Regions from separate parts of the Homo sapiens genome. Here region 1 is linked to region 2. Evidence: chromatin loops called from intact Hi-C (ENCODE). Cell type or tissue: mammary epithelial cell. All regions are shown on one strand.

Region 1 (8,000 bases), 54 kb after region 2:
CTTACTCCCATTCATGTGAACACCCTTTATAGCTCTATGTCCCCTAATAATTATTTTATTTATTTGCTTGTCTACTTATTTTCTAAGAAAATTTTCCTCCCATTCAACTGTAAACTATGGAGGGCAGGGGACATATCTCTGATTTATCTTTGTATTTCTAGAACCTGGTGTAGCATCTGGCAAGAGTAGAAGCTCAAAAATTATTTCTCGAATGGATAAATGATGTTATTAAAAGTATTATTCATGACTAAAGCATGGAGGAAGAGCATAAAATGCTTTTGTGTTAAGAAGTAAAACTAACGACTTTGTTTTTTCTGAAGTCTCCAAAAAGTGCTCATAGATTTCTGCATTTTACAAAAATATTTGAATGAATCCTTGTCATCATGGGGCATATTATTGGCCTAAAAGTCTTTCTTAAAGGTGCTTTAAGATGATCTTTTATGTGTTTGTATCTGTAAGTTTTGTACTGCTGTTTTTATCCATAAATCTATATTGGCGCTTCTATTTTGGAAAGCAAGTTCTTAGTAAGCAGCGTGGCATTTTGGAAGTGCCTGTACTCTAGTTCATAGCATAACATTATGGATTTTTGATTTGGAGTTTCTTTCTTTGTAAGAAAATGAAGAAAAAATGATTTTTTCAGGGAATCAATTTCGAGCAAATTACTTCTTACAACCAGAGCTCATGCCTTCACAACTGGCCTTCAGAGATCTGATGTGGGATGCTACAGAAGGCACTGTAAGTATAGTTACTATCAGTAAAAGTGTAACTCTTCCAGATTTTGTCATAGTTGCAATTAGACAAACAACATGTTAATTGACTAATGAATTATAAAAAACAAAAAAATTGTTTATGATAATTTTGAAAATAGCGATATTTTTATAACTAAGGCAGAATTTGGACTTGCTACCTTGACTTTATCTTGTTTCTCTTCTCCATTGCACTCTTCTCTCATTGTTAGAAAGGAAATAATACTAGGTTTCTATCTTAATCATTCTTTGCCTCAATTTCTTCATCTGTAAAGATGGAGTAATAGTAATGCTTCCAACATAAAGTTATTTTGATAATTATGTGTGTGAAGGGTTTTGAATAATGCCTGGCATATGAAAAGAACTCAATAGATGTTAGCCATTATTATCATTTATAGTAGTAGTAGCAGTAGTAGTAGTATTTTTGAGACAGGGTCTCCCTCTGTCACCCAGGCTAGAGGGCAGTGGTGTGATCATGGCTCACTGTAACCTCAAATTCCTGGGCTCAAGCGACCCTCCCACTTCAGCTTCCTGAGTAGCTGGGGCCACAGGCCTACACCACCATGCCCAGGTAATTTTTGTATTTTTTGTAAAGATGGGGTTTTGCCACGTTGCCAGGCTGGTCTCAAACTCCTGAGCTCAAGCAATCTGCCCTCCTATCCCTCCCAAAGTGCTAGGATTACAAGTGTGAGCCACCAGTCCCAGTCTAATATAAGTTATTTAAATGAAAAGGCTTATGACCGTAAAGCAGAATGTAAAGTTTAATGAATTGAAGCTGTTCTTAAAAAATAAAAAATCAGAATGCCAATTTATTTACTCACAATCTGAATTATACCTATGAAGCAGATCTGAATAAATATATCAGATAGTGCATTCTCTCTGTTAAAACACCTATTAAGAAACTAAGGAACTATGCAGATAATTGCTTGGAATAAAAAATAGTGGGGATAATCTTAATGCCAGGTGGCATTGGTTTTATGCTGCGTTAGCCTTCTGCACTTACCCACATTCTGTAGGAGTGAACCGGGACTGGAATACAGTGATTCTATAGTCATAGATCATATACATTTTGCCTGCCAATATTTATTGTTCCTTTCATCACAGCTTTTAAGTATTTAAGAAAAATGCAATATTTCAAATGTAACTCTATGAAAAATTTACCTAAAATGACTGATTTAATTTTCAATGAACAGAGTATTGAAACTTTTATTGTATATGTGTAAATTTTTTCTTTTTTAAAAATTCTGTATACATTTTCATAAGCCGAATTCACAAAAGACAGATTTGTGTTAGAAATCATAAAAATAAACTTTTTTATAACTAATTTTTCTTTCAGATTAGGTCGAGACCAAGTCGTATTTCATTGATTCTGACATTATGGAGCTGTAAAATGATTCCTCTTCCAGGAATGAGCATACAGGTTCTCAGCAGACATGTACGCCTCTGTCTATTTGATGGTAATAAGGTAAGGTTACTGAGAAGTAAATCAATTCATACTAGGATTATGGAGAAACATTCCCTTAGATTCTTTTCCATTCAACTCCTCCCCAATTCCCAAGAGAGTATTTTTTACCTAGTACCAAAGAAAAATTTGAATGACTCTTTGAAAAATTCATTTTTTAAATGAGATACAGGTTAAACAGTACTTAGATGGAAATTTATAGTTTTAATTGTGTATATTAAAAAAAAGATAAAAGATTTAAAGTCAGTGATCTAAGCTAGCAAATCAAGAGGCTAGAAAAAGAAGAGTGAGTTAAACCTGAAGAAAGTAGAAAGTGGGAAATAATACAGATAAGAGTAGAAATTAATGAAATAGAAAACAGATGGACCAAAGAGAAAATTTTAAAAAAGACAAAAGTTGATTCTTTGAAAACATTAATAAAACTGAAAGATGCATAGTGAGACTATTAAGACTTTTTTAAAAAGTAAAAGAAAACAAACTATTAACATCTGACATGGAAATAGAGACATTATCACAGATCCTTCAGACATTAAGAGGCCAATAAGGAGATATTATAAACAGCTTTATACCAGTAAATTTGACAACATTGATGAAATAGATAAATTCCTGGAGAACCATAATTTACTGAAACTGGCATAAGAAGAAATAGAAAATGTGAATAACCTCTGGTAAAGATATTAAACCTATAATTAAAAAAAAATCTTGCCACAAAGAAAACTTCAGGCCTAGGTGGCTTCACCTGTGAATTTCTTCAAACATTTAAAGAAGAAATAATACCAATCTTATACAAATTCTTCCAAGGAACAGATGAAGGAGAAATGTTTCCCAACTTATTTCATAAGGCCAGAAAAAACATGACCCCAGAATATGACAAGACATTACAAGAAAGGAAAATTACCAGACAGTATCCTTCATAGATATAGAAAGTAAAATTCTAAACAAAATATTATTAAATTGAATCTAGCAATATATAAAAAGGACATTATGTCATAACCAATTGGGGTTTATTTCAGGAATTCAAATGTACATTCCTGGGTAATCACATTTAACATTTGAAAATCAATCATTATAATTTGCCATAAGAAAAATCATATGATCATCTTAAGAGGTAAGGAAAAAACATTTGACAAATTTCAACACCCATTTATGATTTTTAAAAAATTATCTACAAACTAGGAATAGAAGGGAGAGTCCTCAAATTGCAAAATGCAACAAGAAAAAACCTAAAACTAGCATTATCTTACTTAACAGTGAAATACTGAACACTTTTTTCCTAAGACCAGGAACAAGTCAAAGATATCCAAGAAATAAAAAGATAACTCAGTTTTCTAAAGGGACAAAAGACTTGAATAGCCTCTTCAAAAAAGAAGTATCAAAAACCACTAGAAGTATAAAAAGATAGTCAACATGTAAGAAGTCATCAGGGAAATGCAAATGAAAACCACAGTGAGAGAGACTGACCTATATGTTATATATAAGAAGCCCACCTTAAATATTATGCTATAGGTAGCTTAAGAGAAAAAAAGGATGAGAAAAGATATACCATTCAAAGTAGACTTCAGGCACTACATAGTGATAAAAGAGATCGTTCACCAAGAAGACATAGTAATCCTAAGTGGGTACATACCTAACATCTGAAATTTAACACACAAGAAATAAAAATGGTTAGAACTGAAAAGAGAAACCGACAAAGTCACAATTATAGTTGGGGCCTCTATTATAGTTGGGGAGTTTAACACTTCTCTCTCAGTAATATAGGACAAGCAGACAGAAAATTAGTAAGGATGTAAGAGAACTGTATAACATATCAACAAACTGGATTAGATTGATATTCACATAACACTTCACCTCAAAATAGTAAAATACACTTTCTCTTAAGTACATATGGAATAGTCACCAATATAGACGGTCCTGGGTCAGAAAACAAACCTAGACAAATTGAAAAGAATTGGAATCATATAATATATGGTCCTTGATTACATGGAATTAAATTTGAAATCAGTAACAGGAAGATAAATGGAAAAATACTTAAATACTTGTAAATTTAAAAACTACTTCTAAATAATCAAAGGGTTAAAAGGAAATTTCATGGGAAATTAGAAAATATTTTGAACTGAACAAAAAATGAAAATGCAACATATCATAATTTGTGGAATGTTAGCTAAAGCATTGCTTAGAGGGACATTTATAGCACTAGATGCTTATGTTAGAAAAGAATTCTCAAATCTACAGTCAAAGCTCCTTCCTGAGAAGACAGTGCTGCTTGAGCTGATAACGGTCAATGTGAAATTAAATGAGTTAATGTAAGGGAAGTTATCAGAGTGATGTTATACATGGAAAGAACATAGTTCTTTCAAAGAGTGTCTGGATGAGAGGTGGTGATGATAACTTAGAGAGGTGGAGGTGGAGATGAGAGATGTGGATAGAGATATCTGGGAGTAAAAATCAACGAAGCTTGGTGATGGACTGGATATGGAGGAGAGAGGAGGAGTGGGGTATAGGCATGACACCTAGTCTCTGACTTCCGCATCTGGATGGATGGTGGCAACATTCAATGAGATGGGGAACACTGGAAGAGGACCACGTTTGGAGGAGTTGACATGGGCTTGGTTTTGCACATGCTGAGTATACTGCTAACCCCCAGCATGAAGAAAATGCCTTTATTTCATCTGAACTTGGGGTAAAGAAATGAACTTATGTTATGACGGTAATCCTCCCTCACTTCCATAATACATTCTGCACAAAATCACTGCCACAAATGAGCCAGTAGGTGTCCTCAGTGACCAAGAGCTGAATTGGTTTCTGTTTCATACATCTGGTTTGATACTTTTTCCTGTACCTCTCTGTGTTCTCATATATAAGAACATAAAAAGGAATGGAATTTTATTTTCAATAATATATCAAAATAATGAAATTTACTTTATGAAAGAAATTTATGTGAGATTTCCAAATTGAGAGTTATGGAACATATTTAATAGCTGCACAGATACTCGTGCTGTTTATGTAAGAGTGCTTCTTTAATAAATCTAAGCCTAGTTATGAATAAAAAGCATTGGGCTGGGCGCAGTGGCTCACGCCTGTAATCCCCGCACTTTGGGAGGCCGAGGCGGGCAGAGCACATGGTCAAGAGATCTAGACCATCCTGGCCAACATGATGAAACCGCGTCTCTACTAAAAATACAAAAATTAGCTGGACGTGGTGGCGTGTGCCTGTAGTCCCAGCTACTTGGGAGGCTGAGGCAGGAGAATCACTTGAACCCAGGAGGCAGAGGTTGCAGTGAGCCAAGATTGCGCCACTGCACTCCAGCCTGGTGACAGAGAGAAACTCTGTCTCAAAAAAAAAAAAAAACAGAAACCAAAACACATACACACACACAAAACCAAAGGCATTGTTGCCAAAACTAACTAATGAGACACAACTTCCAGTAATGTTTGAGTCAGCTCCTCTTGGACCACCCCACCCAGAGAGGGTAATTGTAAACTCTGGGCAAAGTAAAAAGCAACTACCTGAAGGCACTGCAGAGCATTCAGAAGCAGGCAGACACTGGAGAGGAGCCTCAAGCCTTTAGTCCACTGATTTATTTTTTTTCTCTTTGTTTTCTCTCTTTTTTGTTTGTCTCTTTTCTTTTTCCTATCTTCCTGTATTAGTTTGTTCTCACGCTGCTGATAAAGACATACCCAAGAAAGGGCAAATTACAAAAGAAAGGTTTATTGGACTTACAGTTCCGCATGGCTGAGGAGGCCTCACAATCATGGCAGAAGGTGAAAGGCACATCTCACATGGTGGCAGACAAGAGAACAGAGATTGTGCAGGGAAAACTCCCATTTTTAAAACCATCAGATCTCATGAGAATCATTCACCATCATGAGAACAGTGCAAGAAAGACCTGCCCCCATGGTGGCATGTGCCTGTAATCCCAGCTACTCAGGAGGCTGAGGCAGGAGAATTGCTTGAACCGGGACCTGGGAGGTGGAGGTTGCAGTGAGCCGAGATCATGTCACTACACTCCAGCCTGGACTACAGACTGAGACTCTTGTCTCAAAAAAAAAAAAAAAGAAAGACCTGCCTCCATAATTCAATCACTTCCTACTGGTTTCCTCCCACGACATGTGAGAATTGAGGGAGTTACAAGTCAAGATGAGATCTGGGTGAGGACACAGCCAAACCATATCATTCCTCCCCTAGTCCCTTCCAAATCTCATGTCCTCACATTTCCAAACCTATCATGCCTTCTCAACAGTCCCCCAAAGTCTTAACTCATTTCAGCATTAACTCAAAGTTCACAGTCCCAACATCTCATCTAAGATAAGGCAAGTCTCTTCTGCCTATGAGCCTGTAAAATCAAAAGCAAGCTAGTTATTTTCCAGATACAATGGAGGTACAGGCATTGGGTAAATGCAGCCATTCCAAATGGGATAAACTGGCCAAAACAAAGAGGCTACAGGCCCCATGCAAGTCCAAAATCCAGCTGGACAGTCAAATTTTAAAGCTCCAAAATGATCTCCTTTGACTCCATGTCTCACATCCAGGTCACGCTGATGTAAGAGGTGGGTTCACATGGTCTTGGGCAGCTCAGCCCCTGTTGTTTTGCAGGGTATAACCCCACTCCTGGCTGCTTTCATGGGCTGGCACTGAGTGTCTGCAGCTTTTCCAGCAGCACGGTGCAAGCTGTTGGTGGAGCTACTGTTCTGGGGTCTGGAAGATGGTGGCCCTCTTCTCACAGCTCCACTAGGTGGTGCCCCAGGAGGGACTCTGTGTGAGGGGGCTCCAACCCCACATTTCCCTTTCGCACTTCCCTAGCAGAGATTCTCCATGAGAGCCCCGCCCCTGCAGCAAACTTATGACTGGACATTCAGACATATCATACATCCTCTTGAAATCTAGGCAGAGGTTCCCAAACCTCAATTCTTGACTTCTGGGCACCTGCAGGCTCAATACCACATGGAAGCTGCCAAGAGTTTGGGCTTGCACCCTCTGAAGCCACAGCCTGAGCTTATCTTGGCCCCTTTTAGTCACAGCTGGAGTGGCTGGGACACAGGGCACCAAGTCCCTAGACTACACACAGCATGGGGACCCTCGGCCTGGCCCATGAAACCATTTTTTCCTCCTAGGCCTCCTGGCCTGTGATGGGAGGGGCTGCTGTGAAGACCTCTGACATCCTCTGGAGACATTTTTCACATTGTCTTGGGGAGTAACATTTGGCTCCTTGTTACCTATGCGAATTTCTGCAGCCGGCTTGAATTTCTCCTCAGAAAATGTGATTTTCTTTTCTATCGCATTGTCAGGTTGCAAACTTTCCAAACCTTTATGCTCCACTTCCCTTATGAAACAATGCCTTTAACAGCACCCAAGTCATGTCTTGAGTGCTTTGCTACTTAGAAATTTCTTCCAACAGATACCCTAAATCATCTCTCTGAAGTTCAGAGTTCCACAAATCTCTAGGGCAGGGGCAAAATGCCACCAGTCTCTTCACTAAAACATAACAAGAGTCACCTTTTCTCCAGTGCCCAACAAGTTCCTCATCTCCATCAGAGACTACCTCAGCCTGGACCTTATTGTTCATATCACTATCAGCATTTTTGTCAAAAAGCCATTCAGCAAGTTTCTAGGAGATTCCAAACTTTCCCACATTTTCCTATCTTCTTCTGAGCCCTCCAAACTGTTCCAACCTCTGCCTGTTACCCAGTTCCAAAGTTGCTTCCATATTTTTGGATATCTTTTCAGCAACACCCTACTCCTGGTCCCAATTTACTGTATTAGTTCATTCTCATGCTGCTGATAAAGACATACC
Region 2 (8,000 bases):
TGGAAATCTTATTTGGAAAGAAAGAATTGCAACTTGGGACATACATGCAGACTGGGTGGTCTTCGGTATGTCTGCAGAACAAAGAGAAGCTTAGAGGTTTCATTGTAAAAAGAGAAATGTTATGTTTTGCTCTCAGGAAGTTCATTGGCACTAGTAAGGTTTTGAGGAGCTGACAAGTTTTGATTGGTAAGTGACAGCAATGGGTTAAACTATTCTTAGAGTTTTGGGAGATTGTTTCAGTAGCTATAGATAGGACTGGTTTCAGGTTATAGCAGGTAGTTTCAGCAGCCAGGCTTGCAGAGAATTTTTACATTCTTGGAGCAATGTTTCGTGTCCTAAGTGCCTTACCCTCTGCCCTCTCAAATCTATTTTAATTGGGTATGACAAGAATGACCCAAATGGTACGATCAACTTTCACAAGTGACATGATTCAACTTTTTCTGATTTCAAAGGCCCATTCTGGCTGCTGTATTGAGAAGAGAATGTGGTGGACAGATATAGAAGCATGGAAACCTGATAGGGCTATTGCAATCACTCAGAAAAGAGGCGATGGCAGCTTGGACCTGTTGGAAGCAGTAGAGTGGTAAGAAGCGATTTCATTCTGGCTATGTTTTAAAAATAGAACCAACAGGATTGGCTGAGAGATTGGATGGATTTTAAGAGAAAGAATGTCTGAGGGTTTTGTTTTGTTTTGCTTTCACAAACTAAAATGATGAGGATTTTTTCTTCTTTTTTTAAGTCTAAGCAACATGCTTACACACATATTCCAACTCATCACACTGTGTCATAAATTTCTTTTCTACCTCTTCTACTTTGTGCTAAGCTAAGGGCAGACCTTGTGTTGTATTCACCTTTACATTCCCAATGCCTACTGCAGCGTTCAATAAATATTTGTTGAGTAAATGAACATTAAGTGTGGCAGATGTGAATTCACATTGGACCCAACACTGTCCTTATCATCTCCCTCCTAAGATACGTTTTGCCTCAAGTATGAAAGTCCATTTGCTGATCTCTGCAGAGAGGCTGAGTTCAGGCTCCACTTGCTGACCTTCCTTTCAGGACTTTATTCATTTTCTATTACTGTGTGTGATATTGTGAATATATGTGTGTGTGTGTGTGTGTGTGTGTGTGTGTATGGTCTTCATTCTTGTTTCCTGGCATACAGCTCCTAAAATCCTTGGAATCTCAAGTGATTGATAAGAATGACTTTTGTATGCTAATGAGATGACTGCAGGTCCCTAGGACAGGGACTGGCCACAGGAAATGCCAGGGCATGATTTGACTTTCAGCCCTACTCTCCAGCTTCCAGGGAGGAGAAAGGACCTGAAGGTTAATTTGATCACCAATGGCCAATGATGTAATCAGTTATGCCTATGTAATGAAGCTTCCGTAAAAACCAAAAGGATTGGGTTTGATTGAGCTTCTGGATAGCTAAACATGTGGAAGTTCCTGGAGGATGGTGGTCCTAAACAGGGTATGGAAGCTCCATGCCCTTTCCTATATGCCTTACACTATCCATCTATTCCACCTGGCTGTTTAACTGTATCCTTTGTAATATCCTTTATAATAAGTGGGTAAAAGTAAGTAAAGTGTTTATCTGAGTTCTCTGAGCAGTTCTAGAAAATTAATCAAACCTAAGGAGGGGGTTGTTGGAATTCCTGATTTATAGCCAGTTCTTCAGAGGTATAGGTGACAACCTGCTATTTGTGACTGGCATTGGAAGTAGGAAGAAGTCTTATGGGACTGAGCCCTCAACCTATGGAGGCTGATGCTACATCCAGGTAGGTAAGTGTCAAAATTAAATTGAATTAGAGGACACCCAGTTGTTGTCTGCTGCAGAATTCATTGGTGTATAGGAAAAAGGTCTCCCTCACCCCAACTCTGGTGTCAGAGTATTGAATGTATTGTTTAGTGAACAGAGGTGGTCTGTATTGAGAGTTAAGGTGGGAAAAACACTCTGTTTTGTCCCATATCTTACACCATGTAACAGATTACCACAAATGTAGTCACTTAAAACAATACACATTTATTATCTCACATTTTCCATGGATCGGGAATCCAAGCACAATTAAGCTGGGTCCTCTGTTATAATCTCACAAGACTGCAATCAATGTGTAAGGCTGTGTTTTCATCTGGAGGCTCAAATGGGGAAGAATCTGCTTCCAAGCTCATTCAGGTTGTGGGCAGAGTTCATTTCCTTGTGGTTTTGGGACTGAGGGTTCCAGATTTTTGCTGGCTGTTGGCTGGAGGCTTTTCCTAGAGGCCACTGCAGTTCTTTGTTCTGTGAGCTTCTCCAGCACGTCCACTTCATCAAGCCACAGGAGAGTCTTTAACTTGCTAAAAAATGTTATATACACAGTGACATGTTTTGGCTGTGTGCCCACCCAAATCTTGAATTGTAGCTCCCATAATTCCCACATGTCATGGGAGGGACCCAGTGGGAGGTAATTGAATCATGAGGGTGGGTCTTTCCCGTGCTGTTCTCGTGGTAGTGAATATGACCCATGAGATCTGATGGTTTTATAAAGGGAAGTTCCCCTGCACAGGCTCTCTTGCCTGCTGCCATGTAAGATGTGCCTTTGCTCCTCCTTTGTCTTCTGCCATGATTGTGAGGCCTCCCCAGCCATGTGGAACTGTGAGTCAATTAAACTTCTTTCCTTTATAAATTACTCAGTCTCATGTATGTCTTTATGAGCAGTGTGAGAACAGATTAATATACGTAGTAATCACAGGAGTGACATCCTCATCCCCTTTGCTTTATTATATTAGTTAGAAGCAAGTCACAGGTCACACCCACACTCAAGGGGAGTGGATTACACAAAGGCCTGAACACTAGGAGGTGGAAGTCATGGTGGGGGGGTGTCAAAATGACTTTCATCATTAGAAATGTGTTTGTTTGTTTCCTATCCCAACAATTTTGACCCCACGTTAGTTCTGGTACAGCATGACCCCCAGACCTGGGTTGTCCAATATGGTAGCCACTGGTCCCATATATGGCTAGTGTGACTGAAGAACTGAGTTTATAATTTTTAAAAAATTTTAATGAATTTAAATTTAAATTGGTACTCCATTCGGTTATTGGAAAAATGTTTGTGTTTTTAGAACAGCTTGGGTATATAAATCTACTTTTTCAACTGTACATTTTATGAAATCTAGACACTGATAGGTATCTCCATTGAAAATTCAGTGTTCAAATTGAGATGTGCCTTTCGCTGTAAAATACAGACCAGTTTTCAAAGACTTGGTATGAAAAAAATAAAGCATCTCCTTAATAATTTAAAAACGAGTTACATGTTGAAATGATAACATCCCCTATATGTTGGGATAAGTAAATATATTATTAAAAACAATTCCATGTTTTTGTTTTTATTTTTTAAAAAACAGGTTACCAGAAAATTTAAAGTTACGCCAGTCACTCCCATTCTATTGCTGAGAGAAAATACAGAGCGGTGAAGAGCTTACAGTCGGGTGAGCAAGATACGCCCCCAATGTTAGCTAATGATGTAAGGCATCAACAAGAAATGTGGGGGTTCAGGAAAGTGGAAGGTGGGGTCGTCCAAAGCCTGGGAAAGTCTTCAGTTGAAGGCGAGACAGATGGGACTATTAGTGAGTTTCGAGAGATCCAACGCCTCGCCGCCTTCGCTTCATTTTTGTCTCACGCCCCACCCTTGAACGCGCGGCGCCTTTTGACCCCGCCGCCGCGCCGTAGACCGCGCTGCACGCCGGCGGCAGCCATGGCGGATGTGTCAGAGAGGACACTGCAGTTGTCCGTGCTAGTAGCCTTCGCTTCTGGAGTACTCCTGGGCTGGCAGGCGAACCGACTGCGGAGGCGCTACTTGGACTGGAGGAAAAGGAGGCTGCAGGACAAGCTGGCGGCGACGCAGAAGAAGCTGGACCTGGCCTGAGACTCTGCGCCTTCCGCCCCATTCTGTCCCCCTCATGGCCACCTTGCCATGTCCGCGCCGGAGCCCCGGTCCGCCGGCGCCCAGAACCAGGCTTGCCACACAGTCCCCGCCTGCCATGGCCGGCTCTTCCTGGAGTGTTGGTGAGCAGTACACATAGTGACATTGCAAAGGGAGACTTTGGGGTCGGGCGGATATCTTAGGATCAACTCTGGCTAGGTCGCAGAAGACAGGACTTGTTCCCACAGACACCAGAAGGTGGAAGTTTTGTCTTCCCTGATAACTTGCTCTTCGGTATCTTGGTTTGGTTCACTGGGTGTTTAATGAGAATGTCTTACCAACGTGCTATGTCGTCGTTCATCCTGACAACATTAAACATCAGTATAGAAAATACTGGAAAGAACAAAAGAAAAAAAGAACCAGGGAGGTGATCTTGCCACCCCCAATTCTTTTCAGTAACATCCTTGTTAGCACATCTTCGCCTTGGCGATTGTAAACTCCAAACTGAATTCTTAGGTTGTTGGCAGCCTGGTAAAGTGGAAAGAGCAGTGGCCTGGAAGTCAGGAACCTTGCATCCAGTCTTAGCTCTTCAGAAGAGCTGTGCATGATCAATTTTCAGGACCTCAGTTTTCTTGTCGTAAACCAGATCTTATGGTTCATGGTTTAATACCACAGTACGGCTTGAAGTTTCAGATTGTGTATTTCTAATTTTTTTCTCTTTTCTGTTTCTAACAGCTTGTTGAAGATGCATATAGACTACCGGAAAGAAATGACTTCTTCTTGCACTTTATGAATCAATTTTATTTTTAAAATAAAAAAATTAAACATCTTTGACCCTTTTATTTTTTCATAAGGGGAAGTATCATGTTTTTCTTGCACCTTACTGCATCAAGAGATCTGCATTTTCAAAACTGACTTACTAGTGTTTTTGAGCAGATGTGTTATGTAACTCGTGCCCCTTCTTTGGTACAGGCACAAAGCAGACTTGGCCGTGGGACCATTATGGGTTCTTTTACCGAACTTTTTGGAAAGCAGGGGGCTGTGTAAACATAACTGAGGTAAGGGTGCTATATGTAAGACCTTTGAACTTCCAAGAGTAACAGTGTATTCCTTGGCCCTGCTCAGGCCTATAATCCCAGCACTTTAGGAGGTTGAGGTGGGAGGACCACTTGAGCCCAGGAGTTGGAGACCAGCCAGGGCAACATGGGGAGACCCAGTCTCTACAAATAACTTACAAATTAGCTGGCCGTGGTGGCACACACCTGTGAGTCCAGCTAATTTGTAAACCAGAGGCTGAGGCAGGAGGATCACCTGAGCCTAGGAGGTTAAGGTTGCAGTGAGCTGTGATCTCACCACTGCACTCCAGCCTGGATGACAGAGCGAGACCCTGTCTCAACCCAAAACGAAACAGTGTGTTCCAAGTACAGAGTATAAGTTTTTTCTTTTTTCTTTTTTATTTGAGACAGAATTTCACTCTTGTTGTCCAGGCTGGAGTGCAATGGCACAATCTCGGCTCACTGCAACCTCTGCCTCCTCGGTTCAGGCAATTCTACTGTCTCAGCCTCCCAAGTAGCTGGGACTACAGGCATGTGCCACTATGCCTGGCTAATTTTTGTATTTTTAGTAGAGATGGGGTTTCATCATGCTGGTCAGGCTGGTCTCGAACTCCTGACCTCAGGTGATCCACCGGCCTTGGCCTCTGAAAGTGCTGGGATTACAGGCATGAGCCACTGTGCATGGCCAGTGTATAAGTTTTTATTGGCAAAAATCTCTTTTACGTGTCATTATGGAATACACATGAAGGAGAAACCCTCCTGAACAGAGCTTAGTGATAAATCCTACCTATATCTAAAAATCAAGAGTGAGTGCCTGGTTCCTTTGATTTGCAAGGAGTGTTTCTAGAACACCACCCTTGCTCATTCCTACAAAGATTAATTCCGTGTCTCAACCTCATGTTAACATAGGAAAGTTGTTTCCACATGAAGCACCCGCCACCGTCCCCCCATTTTAGTGGGGCTATTATGCCTTATTACCTCCAACTTTGTTTTCATTCTGCGAATGTAGTAGTCAAGGATTGAAATGGTTCCTGGAGCTCAGTCCCATCTGGGCCGCAGTTTGCTGAAGCTTCCTAGTGTCCACCCCTAATTGAGGCTCCAAGAGTTGAGACTCTTTGAGACAAGGTAGGTTTCTTGAGGGACATATTACCCCCAAACTGTTGGAATGTGCCTGGTTAAGCATCTGGATTGTGACTGGCCTAGTTCTGCCTGTTTGGACCCATTCTTGTGCCATGTTCCTGGTGGACCTGGTCCTTCCAATGTTGATTCTTTCTTTCTCATTGCTTATGTACAGCACCCTGACACAGTCATGCCCCTCTCCTGTCTCTCCTCTAGGTATCCCTGCCTCTGGGCATGTGTTACTTCCGAGTCCTGTCCATATCCTTATGGGATTTTTAGCCACTCTGTGCTGCTCCTAATTTTCTAGTTTTCTGCTTACTACCTTTTTACACTGTGACTGTACTCCCCAGTTCTGTAGTGGGCAGTTACCTTTGACGTTACCTCTGTCACTTTTTCTACCTTTGCTCTACTTAAATGTGGTAGTTTTTTCCCCCCCAAAATACTGTGGAGATAGTACTTTTCCTACGTTAGCCAAAACTGGAAATGGAAAGTTGGGAGCCAGGAGTCAGTGCCAGTCATAACTTGGAAATGACACACTGTTGACTCCTTGAATCTATATTCCCCCACCTCCATTTTTCACTGCCATTTAGTCATGGCATCTACATGTCTTGGCCCACTTTTACTACCCTACCCTGCCTCCTTTTCTCCCCCAATATGGGCTTCCCAGACCACCTGTTCTATTCCACATTGCTTCAGCCATACTCCGGACCTTATCATCAACAGGCTTGGACTTTTTTATATTGTACTTGTCTGTTTAGTCTCGGGGTAACGCCACCTCATTAGGACAGCTTACATCCTCTACATCTCCTATAGAACTGCCCACTCTGGAGACTATTAGTTGTCTCACCCTTCCAGTTAACCTCATAAGTCATCCTGGGCTCCCTGGTCAGATTAGACTCCATCCCTTCTTGTACATTTACCTTCACCACTGCTTTTGCTCTTTTGAGCCACTGAACTTGAAAGAAAGACTTCACCTTTCTCACTTGGCTCACTACAAATTCGTTCTATTGTGACTGCATCTGTCTCATTTCTTAGCACCTGAGTTCCTGAAACTCCCAGTTTTCTTGATGCCTTTCATTCCTAGTAGATCAACCATATGAGAAGATAAAGGCTGTTAGCTGGGAATTCCTTCATCCTACTCAATAGTTTTGTCTAGAGCAGTAGTTTTCAACAGGGCTACACATTATAATCATCTAGGGAGCTTTAAAAATACTAATTCTTGCATGCCACTGTCCAGACATTTTGATTCATGTCATTTGGAATATGGCCTGGGTATTAGAATTTTTAGTTCTTCAGGTGATTGTGATGGTCACCTGAGGTTGAAAACTACTGTTTTTGAAGCTCTGTCTCATTAGGTTTCCTTTACCAGGAGAGAAGACACACGGGCCCTTTCCAAGGCTGTCTCCTCTTTGGCCTCTGCAGAATTCTGCATCTCCCTCAGGACCTTTCTTGTTCTCCAGTACATCATCTCTGTTGCGTCTGCAGTCTCTGCCTGCTTTCTATTTACAAATGCATATTTTTTCTTTTCTTTTTTTTTTTTTTTTTTTTTTTGAGACGGAGTCTCACTCTGTCCCCCAGGCTGGAGTGCAGTGGTGTGATGTTGGCTCACTGCAACCTGTGCCTCCCGGGTTCAAGCGATTCTTGTGCCTCAGCCTCCCCGAGTAGCTGGGATAACAGGTGCCTGCCACCATGCCTGGCTAACAAATGCATGGATTTTGACTTAAAATTTATTTTAGTTGATGTTATCATTTGCCAATATTTTCTTTCCAAATATTTTGCCCATTGGTCTGCTGTGATCTGCCCTCTGCACCTTCCAGAAACATTAATATCTATGGCTCTTCTGAATCCTCACATTTTACCTTGAGGGTATTTGATGAGGCCACTTTGTCCCTTGAAATTCTCCTTCCCTTGCTTCTCTAATACA

The links. Peaks named below come from ENCODE experiments on the same cell type or tissue, not always from the same donor. Only the 100,000 strongest peaks of a DNase experiment are listed, where the experiment ranks them.
Region 1: a loop joins it to region 2, with 4 times the contacts of the local background. A loop is called at or near these places in 3 of 110 quality-filtered maps.

The regions. Positions count from the first base shown.
Region 1 is chr2:110,154,338-110,162,337 of GRCh38, reverse strand. NPHP1 (nephrocystin 1) reads left to right here. Exons shown (of 20, transcript NM_001128178.3): 10 at 641-735; 11 at 2,083-2,211. Among named protein-coding and RNA genes, the nearest start is that of MALL, 43 kb to the right of the region's middle. In mammary epithelial cell, a CTCF peak has its summit at 4,980; DNase peaks (open chromatin) are centred at 4,987 and 5,637; H3K27ac peaks cover 1,206 bases.
Region 2 is chr2:110,208,260-110,216,259 of GRCh38, reverse strand. MTLN (mitoregulin) reads left to right here and starts at 3,713. Exons shown (of 2, transcript NM_001384134.1): 1 at 3,713-4,045; 2 at 4,638-4,731. The coding sequence starts at 3,735. The coding sequence ends at 3,905. RefSeq lists enhancers at 3,411-3,460, 3,561-3,810. In mammary epithelial cell, no CTCF peak of the experiment used is centred here; a DNase peak (open chromatin) is centred at 3,699; H3K4me3 peaks cover 1,308 bases; H3K27ac peaks cover 1,453 bases.